2 separate regions of the Homo sapiens genome follow, and region 1 is linked to region 2. Evidence: read pairs that join two places in POLR2A ChIA-PET (ENCODE). Cell type or tissue: GM12878. All regions are shown on one strand.

Region 1 (8,000 bases), 1.4 Mb before region 2:
TATTCAAAGAATAACTAAAAGGAAATAGAAACTAACACACATTGAGCACTGCCTAAGTGCCTATCACAGACTTTTGTCCTCTTATGTGGATTATAGTTCATTTACTTCTGACAACAGTCCCTGAAAGTCTGCCATCACCATCCCATTTCAGATGAAGCTTGCGGAGAGGGTGTGACAACCTGGAGTCAAGCAGCGAGCATGTGGAAGAACCAAGGCTAGAACCCCGGCGTGGTTCTGCCACACCGTAATGTACTTGCCTGCTCCTCTGTCTCCTCAGTGAGAGTTGGGAGCTCCTTGAGGGCAGCCCCTATTGCTTTCTTCTTCATATCCTGAACACCTAGCATGATGGCAAGTACCTGTTACTAAATACAAGTTTATAACATTACTTAATTAAGGTCTCTTGACTTCTCCTATTGCTATTTCTATCACACTATCATGCAATCGGCCTTGCTACTTCGCCTCCAAATTTTTCTAAAAATTATTCATCTTGAGACAGGCAGAAGATCAATCTCAAATAACAAACATGCAGCTTATTATGGTCTCCCAACTTACATGGTGATATGAGTCATTTGGCCCCCTTGGGATTTAATAGCTGGCTGACAAGCCTCAGCACTGTCAATGTGCTTGAGATTGGCTCACTTGGGCCAGCTGGGCAAGGGTTTCCATTGATTATTCCTAAAAACCCATTATGCTTTTGAAAGCCATTTCATTTTAAGATGGTTTAAATACATCCTTATCATTTTTAAGCATGCCCACAAAAAGCATCCTAAAGATATTTGATCATTCAATTACACTAAATGAGGCCAATGTATATGCTGCTGCCTCAGAGGTTATCATGCTTAATAAAACGTACTTTATAAACCCCATGAAGGCTGTAATTAAATTTACAAACAGCCTTCCCCACAACTTTAACAAAAGATATCTGAATGGTGTGTGTGTGTGTGTGTGTGTGTGTGTGTGTGTGTGTGTGTGTGCATGTGTGTGTGTGTGTGTGTGTGTTTTAAAGTGTCCTGTTCCATAAGGATTATAGCTCCCCTGCTGTTTGGAAAAGACAATTTCACTTGTAACACTAATAACTTGAGCAGGGGAGAAGCTGGCCTGGTGAATGGAATGCACTTCACTGCACATCTTGGCTCAGCTAGAAATCGGAAACAGATGGTCCTTGCGGCTGGTTTCCCACTCGAGCCCGCTCACTGCCAGCCTGTGGTCTTCTGTGGGCTGCTGCTGGCAGTCTGTGACTTGAACATAGTAGGACAGTGGCAAAAGAAATCAAATCTTTTCCAATGAGCAGCAAGTTGTAATGAAATTTGACAGATCTGACATTCTATACCCAACATCTAGTTAGAATATATTAACCTTTAGTTTTCTTAAGCGCCTTGCATAGAAGTTGTGAATATACTTATTAGAGGGTTATGTTGTATGTGTTTTTTTTTTTCCTTTTTTTTCTTTTTTAACAGGGGGCAGAGGGTTTAGTCCAATCTTGGGTGGCAGCCGGTTAACAGAAAATGCAGAGAAAGTAAAAGTCAAAGAATTTCTAAATGGAAATGAGGCACAAGATCTGCCGCCAAGAAGAAAACTGATTCTTTGCAGGACATTGTGGGTGAGTTTCTGCCAAAAATAAATTATCAATATTTTCCTTGCACAATACAGATAGATTGATTGAGCAATAAATATATATCCATATCTACATATATGTATATATACCAGATCAAAAATCTGAGCAATCTCTGGGCAAATTAATAAAATAGATGGGGCTGTCTGGACCCTCTGGCATTTTCTTCAATTCTGCCCTTTTCAGCTTTGCAGCATTCACTTCTGCCATACGGTGAGAAAAGCATGCCAGGTGACCTGGAATGCTGGTTTCTTTAAGTCACCACACTCACACCCAGTAATGACATGTACCTGTGCAGAGGATTTTGCTGCCTTCATCAAAAAAGGATAAATCTCCCACCAGAGACCTTCACACTTTAGAGCTTTAGAGGAACTAGACTTTCTATCCTTTTGTGTTGATTCTTCTTTTTATCCCAATACTTAACGTGTGAATACATCCTGACTCGAAGGTTTAGATGGTGATGGCCTGAACACCATCTTAGGATTTTCCACCTGATTAAGGTTAGAGGAAAGATCTAGGTGTTAATAGTAGTTAATGCCTCTTAATACAGCTTTTATTTTCTGTTCTATTTTTTTCTTTCTTTTTAATCTTGGATACCCATTGCTCTAAACTGAACATTTCTGCAGCTTCAGCAACAGGGTACATTTCTAATTTCATGTTTTCCATGAGCCTGGTGATTCAAGGCCATACATATCTGTTAAGCTCAACATTCAACTCTACATAAGAAATAAAAAATATCCAAGGCAGGAAGATCACTTGAGACCAGGGGTTCAAGACCAGCCTGGGTAACAAAGCAAGCCCCCGTCTCTCTAAAAAAAAAAATCAATTAGCCAGGTGTGGTGGTGCACAACTGTGGTCCCAGCTACTTGGGAGGCTGAGGTAGGAACATCAGTCAAGCCCAGGAGTTCGAGGCCACTGTACTCCAGCCTGGGTGACAGATAAATCTTATCTCCAAAAAAATGAATAAAAAATAAAAATTGTCTTCTGAGAACAAGCTGGTTGGAATAGCAAAAGCATAGGCTTTTCATTATATGGACATAGGGTTGAATCTTGGCTCTTGTTCTTTAGCATGTGTCTTTAGCCAAGACTCTTACCTTTTTGACCCTGATCTGCAAGTTAAAAATCGTAATAACAACCTCCTATGGTTGTTGTGAAGGTTAAACAACATATCATACCCAAAAGTGTGTTTAAAAACTGTATGACATGTAACAGGTGCTAAATCCTGTTACTTCTCTCCTTTTTTGGTTCAGGAGGCAACACCAGAGTGGTGAAGCTCTGAAGTCATCATTCCAAGGCTTGAATCCTCCTTCCATCACTAACTCTGGAGCCCTAAGCAAGTCACTTTACCTCTTGGAGTCTGTTATCCTGTTTGTAAAATGGAGTTAATAATAGGTTCTACCTCATAAGGACTCACATGGAAAAACACACACACACACACACACACACACACACACACACACACACAAAGATCTTAGAACAGTGCCTGGCCAAGAGGAAACACTCAGTATACGTGAGCTGTTACATACGAAATCAAATTGCTCTTCCCCTAGACTTTCAAATTTCCAATGGTCCTAGAAACAGAGCTTGAAAAGAAAGAGAAAATAAGTTTTAGTGCCTGAATCACATATGTTGCTATTAAATGGGTGAATAAATGAAAGAAAGACACATTTTCATCAAAGACAAATAATAATACAGTCAGTTGATGCAAAGTAGTACTAATGGATGGTGCATATAAGGAAGGCAGCAGGGCACCAAACGTGTTAGGGGTCACTGTGAGCTGGCGTCCTGAGGAGGGTGTTACCTTGGAAAGGGAGATCATGTCCCAGGAGGGCAATAGCTTGAGCCAAGGTAAAAGACAAGGCTGTGTAAATAGAAGGATGCAAATTTCAAAGTGGCTAATGTCCTGTGCCTTTTTATTCTCATTCTCCAACCACGTAGGGAGCCCCTACTCTGCCCAGCACTGTGCTTGGCCTTACAGCTACTCAGATGAGCAAGATACAGTCCCTGCCCTTAAGAATCTCAAGGTCCTTTGGGAGGCTGAGACGAGCAGATCACGAGGTCAGGAGATCGAGACCGTCCTGGCTAACACGGTGAAACCCTGTCTCTACTAAAAATAAAAATAAAATAAAATAAAATAAATTAGCCGGGCATGGTGGCAGGCTCCTGTAGTCCCAGCTACTCAGGAGATTAAGGCAGGAAAATGGCATGAACCCAGGAGGCGAAGCTTGCAGTGAGCCGAGATTGGGGCACTGCACTCCAGCCTGGGCGACAGAGCAAGACTCTGTCTCAAAAAAAAAAAAAAGATCTCAAGGTCTAGGAGGGAAAACAGACTAGCAGGCAGATGATTCCAGAAGAGGGTGCTAATAGCTGCAGTGGAGCAAGGCACAGGTTATTATGGAAGAACAGAGGGAAGGGATCCAACTGACCCTCACAGCACAGGAGCAGAAGGGGGAAGAAAGAGGGCTTCCCTCAACAGGGGAATAATAGTAACAAGACATCAATAACAGCACAATAACTTCAGTTGAGAACTCATTACATATCAGGGACTATGTACCCTATGCATTTCTTTGCTTCTAACTACACTACACACACACATGCACACACACAAGCGCACATTTAACTATTATTATCTTCATTTTCCTGATTATGATAGGACACAGAATCAGAGTGGTTAAGTAACCTGGGAGAGGTCACACAGTAACCAAGAGAGCCTGGATATGGACAACTAGATTGCAGAAGCAGTGCTCTCAATCTCTCTACGACCCAGCCTCTGAAAATCATGAATATTTCAAATCATATCTCCTTTTAGCAATATATAACAGAAACCAAAACCTCTCCTTGGCGTTGCTATTGTACACGTGTTGACAGCAGAGTCTTCGAGGCCTTTATCGGAATGCACTGCAGCAATGACACAGATGGAAATTCACCATCCTCTGAGTTTTCTTGGGTTCTTCCCATTCAGCAAAAGGGGATAGCTTATTTAGGGGAGCACTGGCCATGATGACCTGAATGAGGCTGGAAAGTGACTTGCACTTTGCCTGAGGCTGCATGTTATAAGGAGACAATTCCCTTTCTAATGCTTCCCCATTGTTACTCAGGAAATAGTCCTCATCACCTGACTCCCTATCTAGGGGGATTCCCACTTCTTATAAAATATACCGAAAGGAAATAAGAAAGGCCAAATTTTGATGGGCTTATTTATTGATGAGAGCGCTGTTTTTGCCTTGGATTCATTCATGCGCAGTGGGAAGAAGTATTCAAATGACAAGAGTTAAATTCAAAACATGTAGCCGCTTTCTGTTACATTTTTTTTCTAACTGAAGGCAAACCATTTAGATGTTTGTTTCCAAAAAGGCATCTGTCAGCAATCAAAGGGGAAAAATGCATAAAGCAAATGCAATTGTTTGGAGTAGCATTTCCTGGATCATGTTAAATGCTTGAATTGCTCCCCATTATGCTCACCAAATAATTTTATTTCCCACAATAATTGCAATATTTAACATGTTTTATTTAATCTTTTTTAAAGGCTATTAACAAAGGGCCACACTGTGAAAAGATTGATTGCTGCATGGGAAGGACAGCTTCCACCAGCCTCTTAGAGAACAATGATAAAGTTAAATGCACCTAATTGTTCTGGATTTAAAATACTATTATCCAATAATATTTATCATTTTTTTGTTCAAACTATGTGCCCTCTCCTGCAAAATCTTCCCGGCTATTCTATCATTCACAGAGTGAAATCTGGACTCCAGTTTACCTTGTGCTCCATTCATTCATAAATAATGGGCATGCATAGGGTGTTCTGAGTCTCAAAAATGCAGCGACTCAGACAAGAAACAGCTCCAACTTCAGAGGTTGCTGCAGGATAAACTCAGAAACTGTAAAGCTGTGGACCCACAAGTCCAAGATGTCCATGTGCCTGTATACCCTGGGAGAAAGCAGAGGAGACCCTAAAACAGGGAAATTTTGTTTTGTCTGCTTGTCAGAGGCAAGTAGGAATGGATGAAGTAGAATCAGAGGTTGGTTGATTCAAAGACAGAATGCTACTTCATTTCTTTTCTTCTTCTTTTTTTTTTTCCTCCTTTTTTTGTTTGGTTGATGATATTTTACATTTTATGTAGAATTTCCAACTTTTTTCCTTATCTTTCTCTAAATGATAAACTTAAGAAAGACTAAGTAATTTTAATGATGCTGCAGTTACATATGGCAATAAATGTTTTCATTGGCAAGCTCAGGGCAAGTTTCTGGTAGTATGTCCATTGTATTCATTGGACACAAGCTAACAACATTTCCTGTGCTACTGCAGACTCTTCTTCTGAAAAGACAGGTGACACCAAGGTAATAAAGTATACAAAGATACTTCCTAAGAGTGATGACAATATTTACATTTGATAATAATTCTGGCTATCGCCTCTCACCCCAATTTTATTAGAAGAAATCCCATTACAATAAGGAATGAAAAAGAAAAAAAATGCCATATTTGTTGTATTTGTAGTTCATTCCTAGAAGCAGTCTGTGCATCATGCTTTAAGTTAGAAATATTTTTGGTGCAACACGATAAAATTTGCTTTAATACAGTTATTTTTGTCAAAACAGCATGCTAAATGGTTAAAATAATACCTACTAAGGAAGAGATCAGAAATAGGAAAGAAAAATGCACCAAATTTACCTCTTTGGAACTTAAAATATGCTCTGAATGAGTTTATCTAAATATTATTCAGTCCAAAATATGACCAGAACCAAAAATCCACTGGATAATTAGGCAGTAAATGCACAACTTTTTAAATAATCACAGTTCAACAGCCCTGAGAAATAGTGATGGACAATTCTCCCATATTCTGGAGTACATATATTGAAGGCCCATAGCGGAGAAAACTGTAGGTTCTTGGAGATCAAAGGATCGCTTATATTCAGAAAAAATTAGGATGTGTTTGGTGCACATCCACGAAAATTAGGACGTGTTTGGTACCCTGATAAAGGTATTTCTACAGTTCCTAGTGTCACACAATTTGAAAGAATATAACGAATACAAGTCATTCTCTCTGCTTCTTTCTCCCTCTTAGTCCTAAGTAACATTACTTGAAATGCAGCAACTGTCTGGACTTTTTCTCACTTTAAAAAAAATTATTTTTACAACCATTCTTATTGGTAGGTCCATATTGTGGTTTACTTTTCCATACTAAAGAGAGGATGTGTGGTTAAAAACCCCTGTGAAGAAGATGGCTAGGTTATAGTAAGGAAATCAGAAGTGACTTTCTCTGATTAAGGAAGAGCTCATGTCAAGTTTAGCCTGAATTGTGCTAAACCGAATTGATAATGACTGATTGCTTTGTTTACAAAGAATGGAAAAGTCCAAAATTAATGTATTTAAAAAGACACCAAAAAACATCGGTGGTGCCTAGCCCAGCATAGGTTAGAACTTGTAAAATATCAGTAATGTATTTATTTACTCACATAAATCATACATCTAAACACAATGCCAGCCAAACCAAAAATCAAGAGACTTGAATGCTGCCATCTCTTGTTTATCTTCCTTCATGACTAAATTAACTAATGAGTTAATTTTCAAAAAATAAAGTAAGGAAAGAGAAATATTTTTTCCTGGAAATTTTTTTTTTAACTCCTTGGAAAACCTGTTCAGTTGTTCCCAGATTTAGTTTGAGACTTTTCCAACAGAGATGTGTAAGACAGCAAAACTGAACTAAACATTTTTGTAAATGCACGGCTCACGTTCTTGAGAAAAGTGGCTGTGAAAAACAGATACTGAATCAGACTTAAAGTCAAAGAAGGGGGGGTGAATAGGGGGGAAAAAGCCCAAAACATTGCATGATAGTCTCTAAGCAGTTCCATCTGTCAAGCAGAAATTTTAGGCTAATAGCCTGTGGCGATCTCCCTCCGCAGTCCACTACCTGCCTTTGTCCTATTAAATCTCTTTATTCTCCTTAAAAAAAAAAAAAAAAAAAAGAGGGGGGGATTGGTTATTGGAAGGAAAGGAAAAACCCCGCAGACCAAAATCATCTGAGTGATGAAGCCCTAATTTTAACTACCTCCCTTTGATGTGTAGCAGTGGGCTCTTGTTTTTTTAAAAAGGAGAGAGGAGAAGACAGTGCTAGGAGCAGAAGACTTTTCATCTCCACTTCACCTTGCCACTGGGTCTGTGAGAGATTGGTTCATTGTCAAGGAGATTTTTTTTTTTACCCATGATTCCATATGGTATGGACCGGACTACATGTTGCCCCACATGCCACTGCAAATGTTTTCTCAATTAGGTGTCTTATCTCCCGTGAGTTAGCATCAGATGAAGCTTGCTGACAGCGTAATGGCAGGGAAAGCTTCCGACGGCTCCATCAAATGGCAGCTCTGCTACGACATCTCGGCCAGAACTTGG
Region 2 (8,000 bases):
CTCCACCCTGAATTCACCAAGTTGCCTGCAAATCTTCACATCTCTGGATGAGACCGAGACCTCCCTTCAGACTGCTCCAGCCCAGCTTGCACTTGGCAAGGCATGAACTCCTCCACACCTACATCCAGTGCTCTGTGGGATACCCCAGCACAGCACCTGCCTGTCTTTGCTGCAGCCTGTTTGAACTATTGCTTGGAGCAGCAAAAAGGAGAGCACAGGCCACTTGACTCGTGGCCCTCTTTCCTGGTAGTGACGCTTATGCTCAATTATAAGTGACTCTGTTGAGTTGGCAGACCAGAGGCCATGGAGGAAAGTCCTGGAAGATTTATTGACTCCTCTACTGATATTCAACAGGAGATCCCTAATGGAGAATGCTGGTGGTAAGATGATTTCAGGTTCTTGGGCCATTGGACACAGCCACAGAGACTGGTGGCCATGGCCTCCATTGAACCCCCTAAGGACCCTTCTCTGAATGGTGGCCTCTACATAAGCCCCTGTGCTCAATGGATTTGTAAACTGAGTCTGCTCCCTGCTATGCTTGCATTCTGTCTCACTTAAACCCCAGACATTTCTTCCTCTATTATGTATGGAACAGCCTTTCATGTTTGTGATTAAGAGAGTGGAGGGCATATTACATTTACCAAACAGTGCTCATCTTGGAACTGCTTCCATAAAAACTTTGCCTGGAAGTTCACTTATTCATTCAACAGGAATTTATTGAGCACCTACTATATGCCAGGCGCAGTTCTAAATCCTATACCAAAGTCCCTGCCCTAGTGGAGCTTATATTCTAGAAGGTAGAGTCAGAAAATGAACATGTAAACAAATATTATATTTAGGTAGTGATAAAAACAATGAATAAAATTTAAAAAAAAAGAGCCATGGGATAGAAGGATAAGAGGAGTGGCTACTTTAATTAGAGCAGAAGTTCCTAACCTTAGTGGTACATTAGAATCATTTGAGGGTGTTTAGAATTCCCAGTATGTGGACTGCACAAAGACTAATTAAACCAGAGTGTTCAGGGAAAGGATTCAGACACTGGGATGTTTTAAAAGCTCCCCTGGTGTTTCCAGCGTGCAACCAAGGCTGAGAATCACTGTACTGGAGTAACAAATGCTGAGGAATGTCCAGGAGAGGAGGCCTTTAGCAGGGAAACAGCAAGTGCCAGGGCCCTGAGATGGGCCTGACCTCAGCCTGTTGGAGGGAGGGAAGGAACGGCAGTGGCAGGGGCTAAGGCTGGGCAGAGCCATGATTTGGTTCTTCCACATTTGGATGCAGAGTGGGGACCATTGGGGGCGTTTCAGCTGGGGAGAGACGTGACCTATACTAGGCTTTGAGATTAGGCTGATTCTCCTTTTCTGTACATGAACTGTGAAAGCACATGATCCCGTGTCAGATGTTAGTGGAAGTGGGAACAGCAACCCTCCTGTGACACCCAGTTCATCATTTTTTTTCTTTGCTTTGCTTTTTTTTTTTTTAAGACTGAGTCTCGCTCTGTCACCCAGGATGGAATGCAGTGGCACAATCTCGGCGGCTCACTGCAACCTCTGCCTCCTGGATTCAAGCGATTCTCCTGCCTCAGCCTCCTGAGTAGCTGGGACTGCAGGTGCATGTCCCCACACCCAACTAATTTTGTATTTTTAGTAGAGATGGGGTTTCACCATGTTGGCCAGGCTGATCTTGAAATCCTGGCCTCAGGTGATCTGTCCACCTGAGCCTCCCAAAGCGCTGGGATTACAGGCATGAGCCACAGCGACTGGCCCCAGTTCATCATTTCTGATGTTTCCCCTTGTTGGCGTCTAATGTCTTCCCTTCTGGTGTGACTCAAATTAGCAGGGATTCTGAGCTCTCTGGGCAGCCTTCAGGGTTTGGGCTTCCACAGCATCCTGTGCTTCCTCACCTAACAAAACTTATCTCAGCACATCAGCATTTCATCTTTATTTCTGTTATCTGTGAGCTAAAGGCAGAGACCTTTATTTATTTGACTTTTTAATCTCCACGACCGAGCACACTGTTGGCATTTAATAAATGTTTGTTGAATGACTGATTTAGAAAATATTCTAAATCAAACATTCAATTCTATAGAATATATGAGGTTTTGTTCATGTTCTAAGCCAATAGTCTAGTTGTTTTTCTTCATCCCCAAACACTTGGGTTTGGCTTGCAGGAAGTTAAAGAAAGAAAAAAATTAAATGGATGAAATTTGAAGTTCCACGAATTAACAGAATTTGTACTAGTTTCAGTTTTATGGTTCAGGTTAAATGTCTTCCTCTAAGGGCCCGTATACCCCCAAAACTCCCAGAAGCCACCTGGAGTCCTGGCCCTGGGGAAGACCAAAGCCAAGACATATTAAAAGCAGAGGTTCCAACAGACCACCACAGCTGGCAAGAAGCCAAACGCATGCAAACCCGAGATGGAGTTTTAAAGGGCCATTGAAATTAATTCCCTTGAAGAGGAATGAAAACCAGATGCCTCCCCCTAGGAAAAGAGAGTGCAAAGGACAATAGCAGGAGAGGTAGCAAGAAAGGCAGTCTGAGCTTCACAAGCGATGCTTACCCACCGTTAACCCCAACAAACTGAAGGTTCTTTTTGGTCCCATTACCTCCTGCACGGAAGCCATAGTCTTTCTTTTTCATTATGGATTTAAGGCTGGTCGATGGGGAGATCTCTAGGCAGACACAACATCACAGGTTAGAATGATCTTGGGGATGCATGGGAATGTAGCAAAACCAGGATATTGCTTTGAGGGGACAAGGGTTGCAGGTGTGTGGAGAGGTAAGGAGGGACAGGGAACCAGATCATGTAAATCAATGTTTTGGGGACCTCTTGGAGGAGCCTTGCTTTCTGCTCAATGTTGGGAGAACTGTCTCTGTTAACAATGCCCCTCTAAGTGTGGATGAAGAACCATGTGGCGTAGGTGCCATTGTTGTCCCTGTCTTACAGCTGGGAAATCTGAGGCCCAGACTTGCTCAGTGAATGGGAGTGTAGGAGCAGAACGTAGGCCTCTGGACTCATGGTCTAGCACCCACTTCTGCTCAAGGGCACCTCAGTGGTCCTTCCTGGCTCACAAGTGCATACTGACACTAGGGTTGTGGGGGTGGTGATGACACCGTGCTCACAGTAGATACACGAGCAAGGACACAGATCTTGCAATGTGCTCAACAGGACAGGAGGCGGCTCCCAACGGGGAAGGCTAGAACTAGCACTGAAACAATGAGAAAGCAGTCAAATTGTGATTTGTGGCAGGAAGCAGACTCGCATGCTGCCCTGCAAAGCAAAACGTGGTTCCACTTTACCCGACAGTGAAGAGGGTTTGATCTGTTACAACAGGAAGTGCTGCTCAGCCGAAGGGCCCATTTCCATATGTGAGCAGCACTTAATCTCCTGCCCCTGTACACACACACATGCACGTACACACACACATGCACGCAGAGAAAATATTCAGTGAACTATACCAGATATCAATATAATGCTCCTCCAAAACCAGGCCAGAGAAAACCTCTACTATGCAAGAACCAGAGAGGAACACAGGAATGCAAAAGCCCAGGAAGAGGTCTGGAGTCCACGCAGCAGGGCCATTCTTGGCCCCAGACACTGCCTTTGCACAATGCAAATGAGAACAGCCCCCTCTGGGTGGATGTGGTGCTGCAGCGCAAGGCTTGGCAAATGGAGTGTGGGCTGGCTTTCAACTCTCATTTGCCCTCCCTGGCTGGCATCTTTGTGCCCTGTGCTATCCATACAGCTGTAGGCAGTGGGCCCATAGTCAGACCCAACCTTAGAGCAAAGGCAAGAGTAGAGGTCCCGAGCCTCCACTGTCACACACATCAGTTTTTATTCCACTGGGTTCCTGGAAGTACTAAAATCTTTTTTTCTTTTTTTTTTTTTTTGAGATGGAGTCTTGCTCTGTCACCCAGGCTGGAGTGCAGTGGTATGATCTCGGCTCACTGCAACCTCCGCCTCCTGGGTTCAAGTGATTCTCCTGCCTCAGCCTCCCAAGTAGCTGGGATTACAGGCTCCTGCCACCATGCCCGGCTAATTTTTGTATTTTTAGTAGAGATGGGTTTTCGCCATGTTGACCAGGCTGGTCTTGAACTCCTGATCTCAGGAGATCTTCCCACCTCCGCCTCCCAAAGTGCTGGGATTACAGGCCTGAGCCACTGCTCCCAGCTGCTAAAATCTTTTTAAAAACATGTTAATATAATTGAAAACCTTGTTCCCTCTGCCTTATCATGTGAAGGAGAAATGGCTCCCTGTCTCAGGCCCCTATATTGATGGTATTTACCCACTGGCGGGGAGGAGGAGGAGGCCGGTGGCTCCTTGGGTGGGTGAGCCTGGGCCGAGTAGGCCGACAGCAGCAGGTTGAGGGAGCTCAGCAGCTGGCTCTGGATGCTGCTGAGCTTGGAGGCTGGCTGCTTGATGGCGCTGGCCAGCTCCGGGTACCCATGCTCCAGGCAGTTCCACTGCTCCTGCAGGAGCTCCTGGATCTTCTTCACATACTGCCCAATAGTGGCATCCGTTGGCGAGCTTGGTGGCCTTCCCGGGTGCTCCTTCCCTGGGAGATTGGAACTGGTCTCCTCCCTCCCTGCTGGGGGAGTCTTTCTGTCGCTGCCCCACAGAAAGCCTCCTGCTCCCCTGGTTCCTCCCTGAGGGCCTCCTTCCTGTTCAGTGCCTGCTTCTTCAATCCTGAGTTCAGTGGAGAGGAAGCTATGTACAGAGGAGGTAAGGACCTGCTCGGGTCCCTGTGGCAGTGACAGCTGGGGCAGAAGCACACGTTCTGCTGGGCTCTGATTCCCTTGTTTATGACCATCTGGCCCCCATAGGAGGCCATTCTCCTCTCCTCGGTGCCCCCAGCTTTCAGACTCCATGCTGCCTAGAAGGTTGACTTCAATGCCCTTATCACACGACTCCCTGGTCAAGAGTCCATGGACAGGGTCAGTGTTCACCATCACGTCCGTCTGGCCCTGAGTGTCTTTGGCGTTCTCTTGGTGAAACTGTCCTTCCAGTTGGGCTACAGTGAACTCCAGCTCTCGAATTCTTTGCTCCCTAGCTTTGATTTCCTCTTCCTGCTGCTGGAGAGCAGTTCTGACCTGTGCCAGTTCCTCGGTTCTTCCAGACAACTCTCCCTCCAGGGCCGAGACCTGCTGTTTCAGGCTGGAGATGCTGCCTGGATCCACCCTGGCAAGGCCCAGGCTTTCCTCAGTTACCCTGATGCCAATGCTTCTCATGTCCACCTCTACAGGTGGCGGGGGTGGAATCTCGCTGATGTTGAGCTCGATTTCTTCCAGGAGGAGCTCATTCTCAGGGATGGGTGATGGCAGAGGTGGCGGGCTTGGCGTAGGGGAGCCAGGGGTGAACAACACCTCTGCTTCTCTGGCATTGTGTTCATCTTCCTTGTCCTCTAGAACTACAAGCACATTCTGGAATGAGAAAGGAGGGCCTGGGAGAGGGAGGTGATTTGGAACCTTCACCACACCCTCTGGAGGCTCAGCTCCCTCCTGGACCAGCTCTGGAATCCGAGTTGATGCTCGTGGGCTGGAGCTGTGGAAACCTGCCAATCCTTCTGCAGGTTCAAAGGTGCCATCACAGACACTGCCTTCACCCTGAAGGGGAGGGAGGGCAGGAGGGGCAGGGGGCCCCAGGCTCAGGCCTGGCTCCTCAGAAGCCCTGCTGTGCAGCAGCGTGGCAGGCATGCTGGATGCTCTCAAGAGCTGGGGCCGTCCACTCCCAAAAGTGAGCTCGGCATCCTCTGGCTCAGCAGCTTCCAACTGTCTGGTGGCCTCTGCCAACAGAGCCTTCCTGTGGTAGCTCACCTCACTCCTGCTTGTTGAGGCCTGGGGGGCATTACCAAGCGGTGGTGACTGGTTTTGCTCCTGTGTCCCAAGTGATGCCTCCCTTGGCACCACGGGAGACCAGTTTTGGAGGGGCGGGGCTGCAGGGGGGCGAGCCCCACTGTCAGGAAGGCTGAAGTTTCGGGGCAGAGTGCTAAATTTGGCCTGCTTGGCCCTTCTGTGGATAGGAATTCTTTTGATAGTGTTTCCCTTCTCGATGTCATCCACATACTTGAGGAAGTCCAGGTCTAAATGAAAGCCATATGGGGTCTCCACAGAATAAGGGTGGCTCTTCGGAGGGTCTTTCTCTTCATCCCCCTGAGAGGACTGGTCTTTGGCTGGGAGACATAAGACAAGTTAAAAAAAAAAAGCACAAATTTAATTAAGCATTACAGGGCGATGAGGCCTAATATCTCTGATTTTAACTTAACGCTGTCACTTGAGACTTCTTCTAAATGTTCTAGCCTCGAAATTATGCTGAGATGCTCAGTCTTTTTGGCTGTATTGGAAAATCATCTTATTAAATCAATGTGTACTTAGCCAATGTCTGCAAGGAAACAGGGAGAGGGAATGGTTTCCAATTTGCAGTATGTCATCTGGGTTTCTACTGGGGAATCTGCCTGCAGACTGGCAAAACCAAATGGTCTTGTACTGCTTTTCTGGGTTTGAATCACATAATTGCTGCACTGAAGTAGCCAGGAATTTGCCAAATCAGGGTACTAATTGGCAATTACGGATATGGAAGGGTTTAAAGGATAAGATACACAAGTGGCTCAGCAGTAAAAAAGAAATCTGCAAAAACAACCCTAACTTGCATGACTCAAATTGGTAGAAGTAAATCTTGCTAAAGCCGGAGGTATCAATGAGTTATGCCGTTTACATTATTTAAGCTTGTGCAGATGCCTGCGCCTCAGGTATGCACAGATCAGAGAGAGCTGGAACAAGTAATCATCCATGGCCTACGCTCTTTGCATGTGAAAACTGCCTAGTGCTTAACAAACACGAAATTCACTTTCATAAACCCATGCCAAGTAAGGAAATACCTACTTTGGCCAGTAACTCAATGAAGAAAGAAAGAGAGAAAGAGAGAGAGAGGGAGGGAGGGAGGGAGGAAGGAAGGGAGGAAGGAAGGGAGGAAGGAAGGAAGGGGAAGGGGAAGGGGAAGGGAAGGGAAAGGAAAGGAAGGGAAGGAAGGAAGAGAGAAAGAAAGAAATCGCATTTTTCACACACTAGATAAAAGGTGGTAAAAGGGCCAATTAATGTCAAAAGGGACATTGGTATCCATCCTCCAAGAAGAATGGGACTTGACTTTCCAGGGCAACCCATACCCTGGGGGGCCATCATGATGAGGAAGTTCTCCATTACACCAAGGTTCCAGGATCTCCTTGCAGCATCCACCTGTTGACTCCAACAGAGGACACTGGAAACAAGCCAGTCCTTCGACTATCTGCATCCATAGGGGCCTGTTGCCAAGCAACCTCTTCTTCAGGTTAAATAGTCTTTGTTTCTTCAATATTCCTCATGTGACGCCCCTAATTACCTCTGTGACATTATGCTAAACAGGCTCTGAAAATATTGAGCTCAGGAGAGAACGTTAATGGAGAGTACAGAGGTTCAGAATACAGATTCTGGAGCCTGGTCTAGATCTCTGCTGTGTGACCTTGGGGAAGTTACTTAGCCTTCCTATGTCTCATCATCTGTAAAGTGGGAATAATAACAGGTAAAATAAGATTATTGTGAGGACGGTCGGGTGCGGTGGTTCATGCCTGTAATCCCAGCTCTTTGGGAGGCCGAGGCAGGTGGATCACTTGAGGTCAGGAGTTCGAGACCAGCCTGGCCAACACGGTGAAACCCCATCTCTACTAAAAATACAAAAAGTTAGCCGGGCATGGTGGCAGGCACCTGTAATCCCAGCTACTCAGGAGGCTGAGGCGGGAGAATCGCTTGAACCCAGGAGGCGAAGGTTGCAGTGAGCCGAGATTGCACCATTGTACTCCAGCCTGGGCAACGATAGCAAAACTCCATCTCAAAAATAAGACTATTGTGAGGACTAGTTAATTAATAATAAAGTATTTTGGACAATGCCTCACACATGATAAACATTCAGTTTATCTTTGTGGAATCCCAAAATATAGACAATGGAAGCCCCATAATGGAAAGTGACTTATATGA

What was found. ChIA-PET counts read pairs that join two places held together with the same protein. Peaks named below come from ENCODE experiments on the same cell type or tissue, not always from the same donor. Only the 100,000 strongest peaks of a DNase experiment are listed, where the experiment ranks them.
Region 1: POLR2A ChIA-PET joins it to region 2 with 6 read pairs; 2 of 35 experiments call an interaction of 5 or more read pairs at or near these places.

Annotation. Positions count from the first base shown.
Region 1 is chr1:60,857,461-60,865,460 of GRCh38, forward strand. No RefSeq gene overlaps it. Among named protein-coding and RNA genes, the nearest start is that of NFIA-AS2, 110 kb to the right of the region's middle. In GM12878, no CTCF peak of the experiment used is centred here; no DNase peak of the experiment used is centred here.
Region 2 is chr1:62,268,922-62,276,921 of GRCh38, forward strand. KANK4 (KN motif and ankyrin repeat domains 4) reads right to left here. Exons shown (of 10, transcript NM_181712.5): 3 at 4,283-6,166; 4 at 2,557-2,668. Among named protein-coding and RNA genes, the nearest start is that of KANK4, 47 kb to the right of the region's middle. In GM12878, no CTCF peak of the experiment used is centred here; a DNase peak (open chromatin) is centred at 3,270; H3K27me3 peaks cover 182 bases.